Linked DNA regions of Mus musculus: region 1 is linked to region 2. The links are chromatin loops, found by intact Hi-C in ENCODE. Cell type or tissue: left cerebral cortex. All regions are shown on one strand. Links, peaks and the distances in the headings refer to the core of each region. The heading gives the core; the rest is flanking DNA.

Region 1 (8,664 bases), core at 442-8,441, 53 kb after region 2:
AAAATTTTTGCTTCCTGTCCCCATAACTCTAGGTTCTGCTGGCTTAGAAGTTTTGGCTCCAGAGAGGGGAGTGCTCCTACCAGGAGCTACAACAAACATTCCATTGAACTGGAAGCTCAGACTTCCCCCTGGTCATTTTGGGCTTTTAATGCCCTTAAACCAACAGGCTAAAAAAGGAATAACAGTGTTAGGAGGGGTGATAGATCCAGATTACCATGGGGAAATTGGATTACCTCTTCACAATGGTGGTAAGCAAGATTATGTCTGGAGTGTAGGAGATCCCTTAGGGCATCTCTTAGTACTACCATGTCCTGTGATTAAAGTCAATGGGAAACTACAACAGCCTAATCCAAGCAGGATGACAAAGGACGCAGACCCATCAGGAATGAAGGTATGGGTCAATCCTCCAGGAAAAGAGCCAAGACCTGCTGAGGTGCTGGCTGAAGGTGAAGGAAATACAGAATGGGTAGTAGAGGAAGGTAGTTATAAATACCAATTAAGGCCACGTAACCAGTTGCAGAAACGAGGATTATAAAGTAATATGAATGCCCATTGTAAATTTACTAATGCATTTGCGATTGTACGAGGGATAGTTATATCATGTTAGGCGTATTTACAACCTTGTTATTGTTTCATGTGAACATGAGATATTATTTGTGTCAAGTTGACAAGGGATGGATTGTAGTGGCTATTCCTGGTTGTCAACTTGACAATATTTGGAATGAACTACAATCCGGAATTGGAAGGCTCACCAGTGACCCTTATCTGGAGGCTTGGAGATCCTTATCTGGATCTTGGTTTGAAGATCTTGATCCATAGTGGCTATGGATTCCAGAAGATTGAATCTCCGAGTTTAAGGAACACACCTTTAATCTGGGCTACGCCTTTCATCTGGGATTAAAGGTGTGGTGGAACACACCTTTAATCTGGGCTACACCTTCTGCTGGAGACAATATAAGGACATTGGAAGAAGGGAGTCTAGCTCGAGCTCTTGCTCCTTCGCCTGCTTGCTGCGTGAGACTGAGTAACTGCTAGATCCTTGGACTTCCATTCACAGCTGCGACTGAACAATTGTTGGGAATTGGGCTGCCGACTGTAAGTCATCAATAAATTCCTTTACTATCTAGAGACTATCCGTAAGTTCTGTGACTCTAGAGAACCCTGACTAATACAGGTCTCAATTATGTTTGTTTGTTTGTTTGTTTGTTTGTTTTTTCCCAAAGCAATCACCCTAGAAGCAGCAAGACCTCAAACAAAATCTAGGAGCATATCTTTTGTGTTCCCGTGGCATGGTGTACTATAGCAATCCCAACTTTTAACAAAGCTGAAAACATCCATTCTCCTTGCTTCTACCTCTAACTTGATGAGGACAGGGGTCATATATTGTATCTGCTCCTTACTCTGCCTTAAGTATATGTCCTGTCACAGGGCAAGTGCTAGAAAATGCCTGGAAAATGCCTGCTTAGCCTTAATCTGTATAGACAATGGGCCTGGTGGGGCTTTATCTTAGTTACTGGGTCAGATTGGTTTTGTTTGCTCTTTTTTTAATCTATTTTTTATTAGATGTTTTCTTTCTTTACATTTCAAATGCTATCCTTTTTCCTGGTTTCCCCTCCAAAAAAAAAAAAAAAAAACCCTATCCCCTTCCTCCTCCTCCACCTGCTCACCAACCCACCCACTCCTGCTTCCTGGCCCTGCATTCCCCTATACTGGATTATAGGGCCTTCACAGGACCGAGGGCTTCTCCTCCTATTGATGTCTGACAAGGCCATCCATCCTCTGCTACATATGCAGCTGGAGTCATGAGTCCTTGGAACTCATGTGTTTTCTTTGGTTGGTGGTATAGTCCCTGAGAGCACTGGGGGTGGGGGTGGGGCAGGGTCTGGTAAGTTCATATTGTTGTTCTTCCTATAGGGTTGCAAACCCCTTCAGCTCCTTGGATCCTTTCTATAGCTCCTTCATTGGAGACCCTGTGCTCTGTCCAAAGGATGGATGTGAGCACCCACTTCTGTATTTGTCAGGCACTGGCATAGCCTCTCAGGAGACAGTTATATCAGAGTCCTGTCAGCAAGCTCTTATTGGCATCCACAATAGTGTCTGGGTTTGGTGTTTGTATATGGGATGGATCCCAGGTGGGGCAGTCTCAGGATGGTCATTCTTTCAGTCTCTGCTTTGCTCTTTGTCTCTGTAACTCCTTCCATGGGTATTTTGCTCCCCCTTCTAAGAAGGATCAAAGTATCCACACTTTGGTCTTCCTTCTTCTTGAGCTTCATGTGGTCTGTGAATTTTATCTTGGGTATTCCAAGCTTCTGGGCTAATATTTACTTATCATTGAGTGCATATCATGCATGGAGAAAGAGGAACACTCCTCCATTGCTGGTGGGATTACAAGGCAGTACAACCACTCTGGAAATCAGTTTGCTGGTTCCTCAGAAAATTAGACATAGTACTACCTGATGCTCCAACTGGTAATAAGGACACATGCTCCACTATGTTCATAGCATCCTTATTTATAATAGCCAGAAGCTGGAAAGAACCCAGATGTCCCTCAACAGAAGAATGGATACAGAAAATGTGGTACATTTATACAACGAAGTACTATGCAGCTATTAAAAACAATGAATTTATGAAATTCTTAGACACATGGATGGATCTGCAGGATATCATCCTGAGTGAGGAAACTTAATTGTTTGCTCCTTTTATTCCTTCTATATGAGTGTAGTTCATCATGTGGCCTTATCAGATCCAAACAGCATCATGTGGCCTTATCAGATACAAACATCATCTTATACTTACAAAACAGGCCAAGGATCAGGAAAGTAAGTCAAGTGTTCATTCAATACCTGCACTTAATTTTAAAATTTAATTTGTTTGTTTTTTTTTTCCTGAGAAGTAGAAACATGTTACAAGCTTAAGAGTTCTTAGTCCAATGCTCCATCGGTCCTTGACTTGATTTCCTCAAACTGACTTCTTTCTGATTAACATTTACATCTAAAAATGGGAATGATAAAGTCTATATAATCAAGATGTGAAAATGACAGGTGAGACATATAGCTACCTCCATTTTAAATAAAATAAAATAAAAAGTCAGCACAAAATCCATAGAAGTTATCCTGCCCTTCAGAATTGATAAAATGTTAGCCAAGCCCCCATCACAAGTGCATTAAAATTCTGGGGGTTGGGGACTTGTGGTGGTCCTACATTGATACCCTCAAATGTCACTGGCTAAACATCTGACTCATTATGTCACCTTTCTCTGTATGTCTCTACCTCTTAGTATCTGTGTGTCTCTGCCTTTCTATCTCTGTCTCTCTCTCCCTTCATGCCCCGCCCCCATGTTTTGCTGTAGATAAGAAGGGAACCAACTCCCTTTTCTTGTTCAGCATCTATAGGTGAACAGTACATCTATTTCCTCCATGCAGTTCCAGTTTTTAAAACCATGGTTTGGTTCTCCATGGGAGAAAGTGTGATTATGTTAACACATTAAGGACTACAGTGGAAAGTCACCTATTGTCTGATAAATTCATAATTACAGGTTGCATCTCTGTTCTCACAGAGGCACCACAACAGTCTCTTCCTCCTTAATGCAGCTCGTAGAGAGGGAGGCTTTAAGTCATTTAGGAGACCAGCTGTGTTGTAGTTTGGCTGCAAAATAACGAAAGTTCTGAAGTGTGCTTGGCATATATTCTGAGGAGAAGCATACGCTGCTTATGCAGGCAAAATGCCCTATTGCTGCAGAAGCCTTGGTGAAGTTACATGGGGATGTTACACATATGTAGCACATCAATGCCAGCGCCTGTGCTGCTGAGTACACACTGTCACTTGATCCTTCTGTTTCGCATCTCGAAAATGGGCATCAGTTCAATTTGGAACTGCATAAGCAGGGAAGGTTAGAAATAGTACCTTCTCAACAACCTCAGCAAATGCTTACATTTTACAGATCAAGAAAGACGTCATGGCATAAGGCATTAGAATTCTTTGGTTACAAGATCTGATAAAGGTACGTATTTGTGCCCTAAATATGGTAGAACACCTTACCAGAAATATACTTACATCTTTTCTAACTAAAATCCAGACAAGAAAATCTAGATTAAAAATGAATGGGTAGATGAAGGAAGATGAGAAGGAAAGACCAGAATCAAATGTTTAAACCAGAGGCCATCAGTCCCAGGGTCCCACTGATGACTACGGGGCACAGAGCCTCCTTCCAATGGCCTGTACCATTTTCTTATTGAAATAGATCTGTGTCTTCCAGGAAAGTCAATGGCATCAGACGTTGGGCTGATGTGTCTTAGATGTTTGTTCAAGTTGAAGAATTTAAACTGCTATCCTTCCATTACTCAAAGAAATTTGAGGGCATAGCAACCTTTCCAGTGCATTTTTAAATTCACCCATCCCTCACATATCTACTTATTTTTGAAGTAAGATTAGTTGAAAGCTAGTCTTCAAACTCAGTGTTCTCCTGCCTTATACTCCCAAGTTCTGGAATCACAGGTCTGTCACACCATTCTTAGTATGCCTGATTACTGATTCTCTTTTTTTGTTTGTTTGTTTGTTTTGTTTTTTGTTTTTGTTTTGTTTTGTTTTATTAGGTATTTATTTCATTTACATTTCCAATGCTATCCCAAAAGTCCCCACCCGCTCCCCCACCCACTCCCACCTCCAAGGCCCTGGCGTTGCCCTGTACTGAGGCAGATAAAGTTTGCACGAACAATGGGCCTCTCTTTCCACTGATGGCTGACTAGGCCAACTTCTGATAAATATGCAGCTAGAGACACAAGCTCTGGGGGGTACTGGGTAGTTCATATTGTTGTTCCACCTATAGGGTTGCAGATCCCTTTAGCTCCTTGGGTACTTTCTCTAGCTCCTCCATTGGGGGCCCTGTGATCCATCCAATAGCTGACTGTGAGCATCCACTTCTGTGTTTGCTAGGCCCCAGCATAGTCTCACAAGAGACAGCTATATCTGGGTCCTTTCAGCAAAATCTTGCTAGTGTATGCAATGGTGTCAGCGTTTGGAAGCTGATTATGGGATGGATCCCCAGATATGGCAGTCTCTATTGGTTCTCAACCCCTGATCATTCTCCCTCAGGAAAATTTCCCATTGAATAGCCTTCTTACCTTCATATTTCTAGTCTCTATATTTGGTCTTGGTCTTCTGCCAACCCTAAGCCCCTACCTCCTGAAGGATAAACACAGCCAGCAGATGGCTGTGCACCACTTTGGCATAGAGAGAATATTTTGTGTATTGTATGGATGCATCACCTGTCAATTAAAAAACCTATGGCCTATTGCTTAGGCAGGAAATAGAAGTTGGGTCATTTGGGAGGCAAAAAGATTCTGGGATAGAGCTAGGTTTGAAAGATTTGCCAGGAAGATGTGCATGAATGTAGGCTAAAATAATGATTCTAGTCAGAGAAGAGCTTAGCTATATGGCCAAAGAATTTGTAAATATATTTTGTCTGAGTTTTATTTCTGGGAGCATGGGACTGGGAGGGAGAACTGGACCCCAAGATCAACAAAATGGAGCCTAACTTAATTCCTATTAAAACCCAAGCTTACAGAGCACAAAATGCCTACGGAAAAAGCAAGAAATAGTTAGGCCAGCTGGACAAGAGGTCTGTGAGAGAGAGAGAGAGAGAGAGAGAGAGAGAGAGAGAGAGAGAGAGATTTTTTCTCAGAACAACACAAGACTAATGGCTGGGAAGGAGATTTCTTAGTCAAGAAGCAAGAACCTGAATAGAGATAGTATGAAAGGTGACTTTTTTCCTCATTTTTTAAATTTATTTTTTATTAGATATTTTCTTTATATACATTTCAAATGCTATCCCAAAAGTTCCCTATACCCTCCCTCCACCCTGCGCCCCTACCCACCCACTACAGCTTCTTGGCCCTGGCATCCCCCTGTACTGGGGCATATAAAGTTTGCAATACCAAGGGGCCTCTCTTCCCAGTGATGGCTTACCACTCTGGAAGTCAGTCTGGAGGTTCCTCAGAAAATTGGATATAATACTACTGGAAGATCCAGCAATACCTTTCCTGGGCATACACCCAGAAGAAGTTCCAACTGGTAATAAGAACACATGCTCTCCTATGTTCATAGCAGCCTTATTTATAATAGCCAGAAGCTGGAAAGAACCCAGATGTCCCTCAACAGAAGAATGAATACAGAAAATGTGGTACATTTACCCAATGGAGTACTACTCAGCTATTAAAAACAATGGATTTATGAAATTCTTGGAAAGGTGACTTTTTAAAGAAGCCCCTACTAAACTTAAAAACAAAACAAAGAAGTTGGTATTTGTTGAGGTCAGAGGTGCTGATTCCCCTAGAAATTCTTTTATTGTTGAGAATAGTTTTTATTATCATAGGTTTTATTGTTATTCCAAATGAATTTGAGAATTGCTCTTTCTAAGTCTATGAAGAATTGAGTTGGAATTTTGGTGGGGATTGCACTGAATCTGTAGATTGCTTTTAGCAAGATGGCCATTTTTACTATATTAATCCTTCCATCCCACGACCATGGGAGATCTTTCCACCTTCTGAAGTCTTCTAAGAATTTTCTCCAATTTCTTTCTTCAGAGACTTGAAGTTCTTGTCATACAGATCCTTCACTTGCTTGGTTAGAGTCACATCAAGATATTTTATATTGTTTGTGACTATTGTGAAGGGTGTTGGTTCCCTAATTTCTTTCTCATACCTTTTATCCTTTGAGTAGAGGAAAGCTACTGATTTGTTAGAGTTAATTTTATAACCAGCCACTTTGCTGAAGTTGTTTATCAACTGTAGGAGCTCTCTGGTAGAATTTTGGGGGTCACTTATGTATACTATCATATCATCAGTAAATAGTGATAATTTGACTTCCTCCTTCCCAATTTATATCCCTTTGATCTCTTTTTGCTGTCTAATTGCTCTGGCTAGAACTTTGAGTACTATATTGAATAGGTAGGAAGAGAGTGGGCAGCCTTGTATAGTTCCTGATTTTAATGGGATTGTTTCAAGTTTCTCTCCATTTAGTTTGATGTTGGCTACTGGTTTGCTGTATATTGCCTTTATTATATTTAGGTATGCACCTTGAATTCCTGATCTCTCCAATACTTTTAACATGAATGGGTGTTGTGTTTTGTCAAAGGCTTTTTCTGCATCTAATAAGATAATCATGTAGGTTTTTTCTTTGAGTTTGTTTATATATTGTATTACATTGATTGGTTTCCATACATTGAACCATCCCTGCATCCCTGGGATGAAGCCTACCTGATCATGGTGGATGATCATTTTGATGTGTTCTTGGATTTGGCTTGCAAGAATTTTATTGAGTATTTTTGCATTGGTATTCATAAAGGAAATTGGTCTGTAGTTCTCTTTCTTTGTTGGGCCTTTTTGTGGTTTAGGTGTCAGTGTAACTGTGGCTTCATAGAAAGAATTGGGTAGTCTTCCTTCTGTTTCCATTTTGTGGAATAGTTTGAAGTGTATTGGTATTAGATATTCTTTGAAGGTCTGATATAATTCTGCACTAAAACCATCTGGCCCTGGGGTCTTGTTGGTTGAGAGACTTAATGACTGCATCTATTTCCTTTGGCATTATGGGGCTGTTTATATGGTTTATCTGGTCCTGATTTAACTTTGGTACCTGGTATCTGTCTAGAAAATCATCCATTTCATCCAGGTTTTCTAGTCTTGTTGAGTACAGACTTTTGTAGTAGGATCTGATGATTTTTTAAATTTCCTCAGTTTCTGTTGTGACCTCAACCTATACTATAGCATGATTAAAAACTACATGGTATTGGTACAGTGACAGGCAGGTAGATTAATGGAATAGAACTGAGGACCCAGAAATACACCCATATTCCTATGGTCACTTGATCTTTGACAAAGAAGATACAATCATCCAGTGGAAAAAAGACAGCATTTTCAACAAATGGTGCTGGTTCAACGGTTGGTCTGCAAGTAGAAGAATGCAAATTAATATATACTTATCTCCTTGCACAAAGCTCAAGTCCAAGTGGATCAAGGACCTCCACATAAAGCCAGATACACTGAAACTAATAGAAGAGAAAGTGGGAAGGACCCTTGAGTACTGAACAGAACACCAATGATTTATGCTTTAAGAGCAACAATCAACAAATGGGACCTCGTAGCATTGAAAAGCTTATCAATAGCACAAAATGGCAACTCACAGATTGGGAAAAGATATTTACCAACCCTACATCCAATAGAGGGCTAATATCCAAAATATACAAAGAACTCAAGAAGGCAGACTCCAGAGAACCAAATAAACTACTAAAAAGTGGAGTACAGAGCTAAATAGAGAATTCTCAGCTGAGTAATCTCAAATGGCCGAAAAACACTTGAAATGTTCAACATCCTTAGTCATCAGGAAATGCAAATCAAAATGACCCTGAGATTCCAACTCATACCAGTCAGAATGGCTAAGATCAAAAATGCAGGTGACGGCAGATGTTGACAAGGATGTGGAGAAAGAGGAACACTCTTCCATTGTTGTTGTGATTACAAACTGGTATAACCATTCTGGAAATCAGTCTGGCAGTTCTTCAGAAAAATGGACATAATACTACCTGAGGACCCAGTCATACCCCTCCTAGGCATATACCCAAAAGATGCTTCAACATATAACAAGGACACATGCTCCACTATGTTCATAGCA
Region 2 (8,664 bases), core at 187-8,186:
TCATGAAGATATTTGTATTTAAGTTACTTCAGGAAACTTCACTCCCTTCCACAATGATGAAAAGAGAGTGCTACATCTCTAGGAGACCCTTGGTTTACTTTGGTTTCCTTTGGTAAGGAAGGGACAGAGGTACAACTCATTTTTACCCTGTTTTTTCATGATATTTTCACATTTGATGAGTCTCCAGGATAAAGAACTAATCTGAGCCCTCTATAAAAGAACTGAGCTGAACTCTACATGAACACAAGAGTCACTTGGACCACTAGAAGAAATACAAGGATGCCTGGGCCCAAGTCCACTCTAAATGGATGAGAGTCTGGGGAAGGATGCTGAGGTGATCGTTAACAGCTCTGCCAGTAACTGGCACACAGTGAAAAGTATCAAGGTATAAGTGTCAGCTGGGACAGCAGGTATTGTGAAAGAGGTATGGAGTCGCAGGAAAGGATGAGAGCGAATTCTGGATGTGAAAGGCAAGCAGTGAATGAAAGATCAGTCACTGGGCCTCTTTCCCTTGAAGGGGGCTTCACAGGCCACTCTTGACCCTAGACAAAAAAATCTTTTAAGAATATTCCTTTAAAACAAAGACTGATTCCTTTATTGTTCTTTCTTGAGGCCTCATGAGAATTCTTCCCTAGAGACAGGGACAAGGTAGGAAGATGATCTGACATATTGAAGTGAATCATCAGAAGCAAAACTCATACCTCGCTGAAGATGCCAAAATCAGGGAATCATAAATTTGCTATAGGGTAGGAGTTTAAAACAGAAACCTTGCTGTGTTAGGGTTCTTGGAGACATTAAACCAATAGGAGTTGCACACACACACAGATTTATCACAAAGCTAGCATTTACGGAGGCCAAAAATTCTTGTGATATGACAGTCACAAGTGACAGGAAGCGAAAGCTGCTGCTGTAAATCCAGGAGTCTGAAGTTGAGAGAGACAGGAGTTCTGAAGCCCAAAAGTAGAAGACAGATGACAGCTCAAGGAGGGAGGGTGGGATTTGCAATCCCTATGCTTTTGTCTTGTTTTGCTTTCTAAGCCCTATACCCACTGAAGGATATCCAGCCACCCTGCTAGAACATGCATCCTCCTAACTCTATCTCCTCACTCAATGCAGACACCTTCTAGAAATACCCTAAGAGACACTTCCAGAAAGGTTTTACCTCTTCCCTGAGTATTCCTGAATCCTGTGACCTTGAACATGAAATGAGTCCTCACACCAACCAACATATCAGCAAATCATTATTAAGTGTTCTAATGTACTGGGATATGACTATGACATGTAACTGCTATATATCTTGACATGTAACTTACCAATTCTTTCTCCAATCTATTCTCAGTTTGCTTCATGACGACTGTGGATGACTTTCTGGTAACTTCAAATAAGAGTAAGTGGAACTCTCATCAATGATTAACATTCTATCCCTAAAGTAAATAAAGAGCTATATAGCTAGGGACACTTAAGTCTCAAAGCATTTAGCTGAAACAGATTAAAGTCTATTTCTGACAGCAACACATTTTCTTCCCAGTAGCAGGAGCTACAAGACCTCAACAGGTTGCCAAGTTAATATCTATCCACCTAACTTTTCCTTTGGCAGTTTTTCCTATATGGCAACAGAGAAAGAAACTTTGGCCTTTCTTCTAAAGTGCATGGATTCTATTCCACATTATTAATTAACATATGTAAGTAAATGTGTTTCTGGCAAGCTTCTGAACACATAGTTCATTTGCAGGTGGTTATTTATATACTCAACACACACACACACACACACACACACACACACACACACATATACATACAATGCTCTTCATTCATTATGCAACATACATGATCCAGGAGATTGGGAGCCAGTCTCTATATAGTTTTAGATGATAAATTCCTGGGCCAGTTTTGAGGTAAACTTCAGCATCCATTCCTTTCCTATAGAGCAGGTCAGTGGTGGAAAAATATTTATCATATAGCTGCTACTAGTTGTTGCTCTGATAGTTTATGACTGAAGCTAATACAAAGCCAGAGCCCTTTATAGCAAAGTCTAAAAATGCTCATCTCTACCTGCGAAACCCCAGAAGGTTCTCATGATGTCATATCTCCTCATACGTTTTGTGCCAATATATTTCTATTTCAAGACAAGAGAAGGGAAAATGTTCAATCAAAATCACAGGGAGTCTAACGTGGAGTTTGCAGGTTGGTGTAGTCATCAAACTCAAACCTCTCAGTAGCTCAAGACAGAAGTTGAAACAGAACTATGAGAGGGGAAATTCATGTGCAAAGCCACAAAGATAATATGTAAAATATAACCTAATGGTGTGGTGCACAGTTCATTTTCTGATTGCTAGCTTTCTGTTGGGAATAGGGAAATTAGTTCAGTTGGTAAAGTGCTTACCTCAAAAGCACGAGAATGAGTTTGGTCCTCAGAACCCACATAAAAGTGCTGAGCATAATGGCATGTGCCTGCAATCCCAGTACTGGGAAGGGAGAAGAGGGAGATCCTTGTTGCTTTCTGAGTGGCTAGCCTAGCCTAACCGGGAGCTTCAGTCTAATGAAAGACTCTGCCTCAGAGGATATGGGTGGCATCCCTGGTAATGACATCTGAGATGTTCCTCAGATTTCTACTCATATGTGCACACAAGTGTACACTCACCCCCACCCCACTTATATAAAAATGATTTCTCTAAATTTGCTTGCTGGCTTGCCTGCTCAGCCTACAGTCTGTGTCTGTTAACTAGTTAATCCTCTTGGCAGTCTGCAAGATCAATTATTTAGGCATTTTTTGATAGTTATTTATACTGAGGAATTCCAAATTCCAAGCAGAAAGGAAATTTATTATTCATCTGCCAGTATGGCAAGGATTGATATATGGAAGCTGCCAACAGTCTGTTATCCACCGAGGTCAGAGTAAGACAGAACAATCCTAAAAAATGTAGCAGAAGAGATTGAAATGAGATATGAGAAAGGACCGACTAAAAGTGAGGGCTAAGCACCACCATAAATTATCACGATTCAGTTATATTTATTTACACAGTAACCACGGAGATAGCTATCTTTCCTGGTATATTGAAAATGTCTTGTGGTGAGTGCCCTGTGAGAAGACAGAACCATAGGAGCAGTCATTTAAAATGCTATATTTGGCTGGTCTAACCAGTTACGGACTCTTGTTACCCATGCAGTAAAGAACCTGAGGTCCATGAATACACAGACTGTGTAAACGTCCCTCTAGTGCATTTAAGCAGGGCATCAATGCAAAGAAGTGATGAAGCCTTCTGGTCCTCCTTAACAAGGGTCACATTTTTGCCTATTTTTTCTAAAACCAACACCTAGGAACCAGCATCCCCAGGCCCCGTCCCTTGACAACATGGCAGTCACATCCATTTGTTCAATCGCATGTCCTGCCATCTGCTCCTGCAGCCAATGGCCTTCATCACAGGTTCCCTGTGGCTTGTGAGCTGCAAGCCGTCCTATCTTGAGACACTGATCTTGACTTGACTTGACTTTTGTGTGTGGTGCGGATCCTGTGTCTCTCTTCTGAAACAAACATTTTTGGCTTCTGAGGTGATGCACTAATTGCTGGTTGGCTTCTCTGTCAGCCAGCCTCTCACACCTTGTCAGCCAGCCCCTCACACCTTCCCCATCGAGGTGTTTCTAGCCCTGTCCTCAGCCTGTTCTATATTATTGACCTGCTAAACCCGTTCAAGTCACTGATCTCAATTGGGACTTTCTTCCTCATGACTCCTAAAGCTTTTATCAGCTCTCACCCCTGGTGTTAAATGCTGTTCATCTCCATCTGGACATCCAATTGAAAGTCAATTCATCTGAAAACTCGCCAGTATTTTTACCTTTAGAGCTGTTTCATCTGTACTTTCTCCACTGTGACAAGTGTAACCATTCACTCACACAGCCACGGATAAATATGGAAGCCACCCACAGCTACTCTCTCTTACATATACAATAGAATTCTCTTGGCTTTTCGCTGCTTCATTCCCACTGTGGGCATCTTAGTTTGGGCCCTTAGAATGACAGCACTAATGCCAGCAAGATTTTGCTGAAAGCACCCTGATATAGCTGTCTCTTGTGAGGCTATGCCAGTGCCTAGCAAACACAGAAGCGGATTCTCACAGTCATCTATAGGATGGAACACAGGGCCCCCAATGGAGGAGCTAGAGAAAGCACCCAAGGAGCTGAAGGGGTCTGCAACCCTATAGGTAGAACAGCAATATGAACTAATTAGTACCCCACAGAACTGTGTCTCTAGCTGTATATGTAGCAGAAGATGGCCTAGTCAGCCATCAGTGGGAAGAGAGGCCCCTTGGTCTTGCAAACTTTATATGCCCCAGTACAAGGGAACGCCAGGGCCAAGAAGTGGGAGTGGGTGGGTAGGGGAGCAGGGCAGGGGAGGGTATAGGGGACTTTTGGGATAGTATTTGAAATGTAAATGAAGAAAATATCTAATAAAAAAATTGAAAAAAAAAAAAGAAAAAAGAATGACAGCACCAGCTTTCATTCTGAGTCTAGCCTTCTTCTCTTCTAACTCTCAGTGTTTCCAACCCAATGAAGCCAGAATCTGAGATGCTCCACAGCTCAAAATTCTTGCTTGATTCCCCAATAACATTCAGATTTTATGGCTGAAATCCAGGCTCTTTGTCATCTAGTCCCTGCATCATTCTGCATATGCTCAGGTCCTCTGTCTTCCCCACCAAAATGCTCATCTTCAGCCCCATGGAGCTACTTAGTCATAGCCTCATTTGTGAGCCTTTGCACATGCAGCTCTGTTGGTCTGGCAGACATATCTCTATGACTTTCCTCATTTTCACATACTTTTCATATATAATCCAACCTTGGCAGATCTACCATTGTGCTTTGATACCTACAGTATACACTCTATAGATGCTAGTCAATTTTTCACTACTATACCAAAACATATGAGAAATTTTAATTTCCAGAGGAAAAATATTTGGGACAATAGTTTCCAAGTTTTAAGTACAAGCTTAGTAGAGCTTATTATGTTTTGAACCTGTGGGGAGACATTCCTTGGCAGGGATGCACGGTAGAAGATGATGCCCAGCTTATTGGGCCAGCAAGCAGAAACAGGGGATGAAACAGTGAGGGAAGGGAGAGGGAGAAGGAGAGGGAGAGAAACTGAGAGAGGGAGCAGGAAGTGGAGAGGAAACAGAACAGGGAGGAGGAGAGGAAATGGGAGAGGAAGAGAGAGAATGAATCCTAACATCCCCTTCCAGTACCTGTTCATAGTAACCCAACTTCTGCTCCCCAGGCCACCTCTCCTCCCAGTACTATCACAGGCTAGTAATGGAGCCTGAAACACAAGTACTCTCAGAAGACAAGTTTATCAGCAACAGCACCCAGGCATAGCCTTACCACCTTGCACTTGTACACTGTTTGGCTCTCAGTTTGTTTCCTGGCTGTGGGTTCCCTGAACGCCTGACTCTTTTTGTGTAGGATAAACCTACCTAATACAAGTGAAAAGAACATGGTTTGTCTTAGCTGGGTCTCCTATTTAAACTTAGAGTATGCCATAACAAAGTTAAAGGTTAATTTACAGTTTTTGTTAACCTGGACCACTGCAGGGAGGCATAATTGAAAAGAGAAAGGTGGCATTACCTGTAATGTTACCTGTAAGCTAGCCTAAGTTTCATATCTCATAGAGAAGAGGTATGACAGGCCTTCCAGGCTTATTTCTTTGGTTTGAGAGTATTCTACAGGGATGCAGCATCTCCTCTTTTGGGCTTCCAGCTCAGCAGAAGGCCCAGGTTTGGTCAGTACACTAATATTTACATGGTCGAGTGAACCCTTCATCTTCAGAAACCCCACAGCATGAAGCCAGAGAATATCCCCCTGCCTCAAACAGAATACTCACTATGTTTCTTGGTGTTTTGAGTTGTTGACTCTTTAAAGACACAAACCCATTTCCCAAGTCTCAGCTGAGGAGAACTCGCCAACTCCAAGTCTGAAACAAGTTGTTCACCTCTCCATGACTTCCATGAAAAGACACAAGGAATAGGAGTGCTATCTTAGTTTCTTTCCCTGAGGCTGTGAGGATGAAACACTGACGAAAGCAACTGCAGGGAGAGTTCATTCAGGCTTTTCACAGGAGAAGTTGAAGTGGCAGGGTGCTCAAGGCAGCTGGTCACAGTCAGAAGAGGACAGTGAATGTGTGCTGCTGCCCAGGTCCCTCTCTCCAATTCCAGAGTGGAGTGTTCTCTGCTTCCTCTCTCCACCCTCATGGCTCTGCTCCTGTCTGTCTGTCTGTCTGTTTGTCTGTCTGTTTACATGTCCACTTGTCTGCCTCTATCCCTTCCCCAGGCCCTCACTTCTCACCCCTCCCCCAAGTAAACCCCTTTCACACCAGGTCTGTTGCATAGCGTCATTTCTCAGGGGCACACCCTGGCATGGGCCCACAGTCCTAACCCAGGGGATGGCCTAGCCATATTGTGGTCTGTCCCTATCCATGTAATCAAGATAATGGTCATAGGCATGTTCAAAGGCTCATCTCCTAGGTGAGACTAGATTCTATCAGGTTAACAGTTAACACTAACCATTACAGGAATGTCTGACTCAGACACCCTCTCAATGAAACTGCTAATTTAATCTCTGTATGAGTGAGTGTGTGTGTGCACATAAACAAACATATACATACACACACGCAAATGGAGAGAGAGAGAGAGAGAGAGAGAGAGAGAGAGAGAGAGTGTCTAGATTATTTGTAAGTTAACCAAGTATTTACCCTGCCAGAGCTAATATTTCTCTCATAAAGATTATTTTTTTATAAAGGTTATATTTTCTTTTGTCAGAAAAGTCATGAACCAAAGCCTAAACGTGGTAAATAGGATGCAGTGTTGCCTTCTTGATTTCCAAGCACAACAGGATGTGTGGTATAATGAGGGCATAGTCATCATTTGCATACAGTTCTACATCCTTAGGATGTTGAACTGCCACTATTTATACTACACCATTTGGTGTCTTTTGCATCAAATGTACAGAATCGCTGTGAATCCTATTTCATAGTTATCTTTCTTCGCCAGTGCAGGTGATGGAATCACATTTCTGTTTCTTTATGGGTAAGTAATTGACATATAGGACTTCCTCACCCAGACAATCAGTGAGCCAGATGGTTTTTGTTTTTTTGTTTTTTTCCTCCCATGTCACATAATAGACATTTATGGTAAGATTGTTCCAGAATAGAAACACAGTCACATGTCACTTAATGACAAAGATACATTCTTAGAATCCCACTAGCAGATGATCTCATTATTGCGCAAACATCATAGAATATACTTAAGCAAATGTAGATGGTAGTGTCCTGCAGCAAATTTAGATTGAAAGGAGCAATAAACAGTTGGCTTAAAATGCAAACAAACCGTAGTCTGTATAAAAATGCATTCTTTAAATCATTATCCTGTAAGCTTTTTCCTTTTCCTTTTCTTTTCTTTTCTTTTCTTTTCTTTTCTTTTCTTTTCTTTTTTTTTTTTTTAATTTAATGTAGTTCAGGGATCAAACCCAGGGCCTCACACATTCTAGAGCTGCTCAGCACTGAGCTACGCACACAGCTTATATCTTCTTTATTTTAAATCATGTATTTTAGATTACCTTAAAATATTTTGTTAAAAACTGAGAGACAACACAAGCATTAGTTTAGGTGTACATGTAGTTAGACTAATCAGCTCCCAATAACTTCTTCCACAATCCCTTCTTAGTTCAGGAGAAATACAAGCACACACATATGTATATACAAATAGAAGTCCCTCCCTGCAACATGCACGAGTCTACTCTAAAATAGTAAAAAAAGTAATAAATATATAAACCAGTAACATTTATTATGAACTGTGCATAATTGTCTGTGTACACTTTGATGTGACTGGCACTAGGGTGGGTTTGATGGTGGATTGAGTGTCAATTTCCCATATAATGATGGTTATGGTCGTCAAGAAGTAAGACTTTTCAGCTTTAGCATAATCGTATGGGACCAGCAATGAAGTCATATATGGTGCATTTCTCAGCCTATGTCTCTGCTATTCAGTGATGTGTGACTACCTTCCTAGTTTAGGGCAATCTGTCTCCCAAAGAGCTATTATAACATAACACATTTTATGTTTTATTATAACGTAAAAGAAAGAGACACATGCTTCATTGATGAACCCCTATTTACTATTGTATATTTACTGAGGTATACACCTGTGGTAGAGCTCTTATCTAGCATACATGAAGCCCTCAGTTCAACTTCCCTGTACTGTAGAAACAAAACAAAATAAATACTTAATCCTCAGCACTGCCATAAATGTGAAAAACTATAAAACAGGCTATGTGACAAATTCTGTGGACTTACTGTGAAGTCAAGAGAAATTTTCATTTGTCTGGCAAAAAAGGTTATTATGCGGTCCATGACCTATACAAGCTCCCATACAGCTAACATTAACCTCTCTTCAAACTAGACACAGCCTATGAGTTACCTATATCTGGGCCAGAATATAATGTAATATAAATGGACACAGAAGGCATAAAAGACATTTGAGTACAAATTAATAATTTTTAAGGCTTTAAAAATAAATTTTTCTCTAATATGGTGCTTGACATTTTAAATCTTCTTAAATTCCAGTTGACAAATGGGTGATTGCTAATGGTCTTTGTCTAAAACTACAAAATAGAAGCAGATTT

Evidence for each region. A loop is a pair of places that touch in the nucleus more often than their neighbours do. Peaks named below come from ENCODE experiments on the same cell type or tissue, not always from the same donor. Only the 100,000 strongest peaks of a DNase experiment are listed, where the experiment ranks them.
Region 1: a loop joins it to region 2, with 2.1 times the contacts of the local background. A loop is called at or near these places in 2 of 42 quality-filtered maps.

Annotation. Positions count from the first base shown.
Region 1 is chr2:113,101,086-113,109,749 of GRCm38, forward strand. All of the region lies in intron 1 of Ryr3 (ryanodine receptor 3), which reads right to left. Among named protein-coding and RNA genes, the nearest start is that of Ryr3, 110 kb to the right of the region's middle. In left cerebral cortex, for the core only: no CTCF peak of the experiment used is centred there; a DNase peak (open chromatin) is centred at 3,729.
Region 2 is chr2:113,048,550-113,057,213 of GRCm38, forward strand. All of the region lies in intron 1 of Ryr3 (ryanodine receptor 3), which reads right to left. Among named protein-coding and RNA genes, the nearest start is that of Ryr3, 160 kb to the right of the region's middle. In left cerebral cortex, for the core only: no CTCF peak of the experiment used is centred there; no DNase peak of the experiment used is centred there.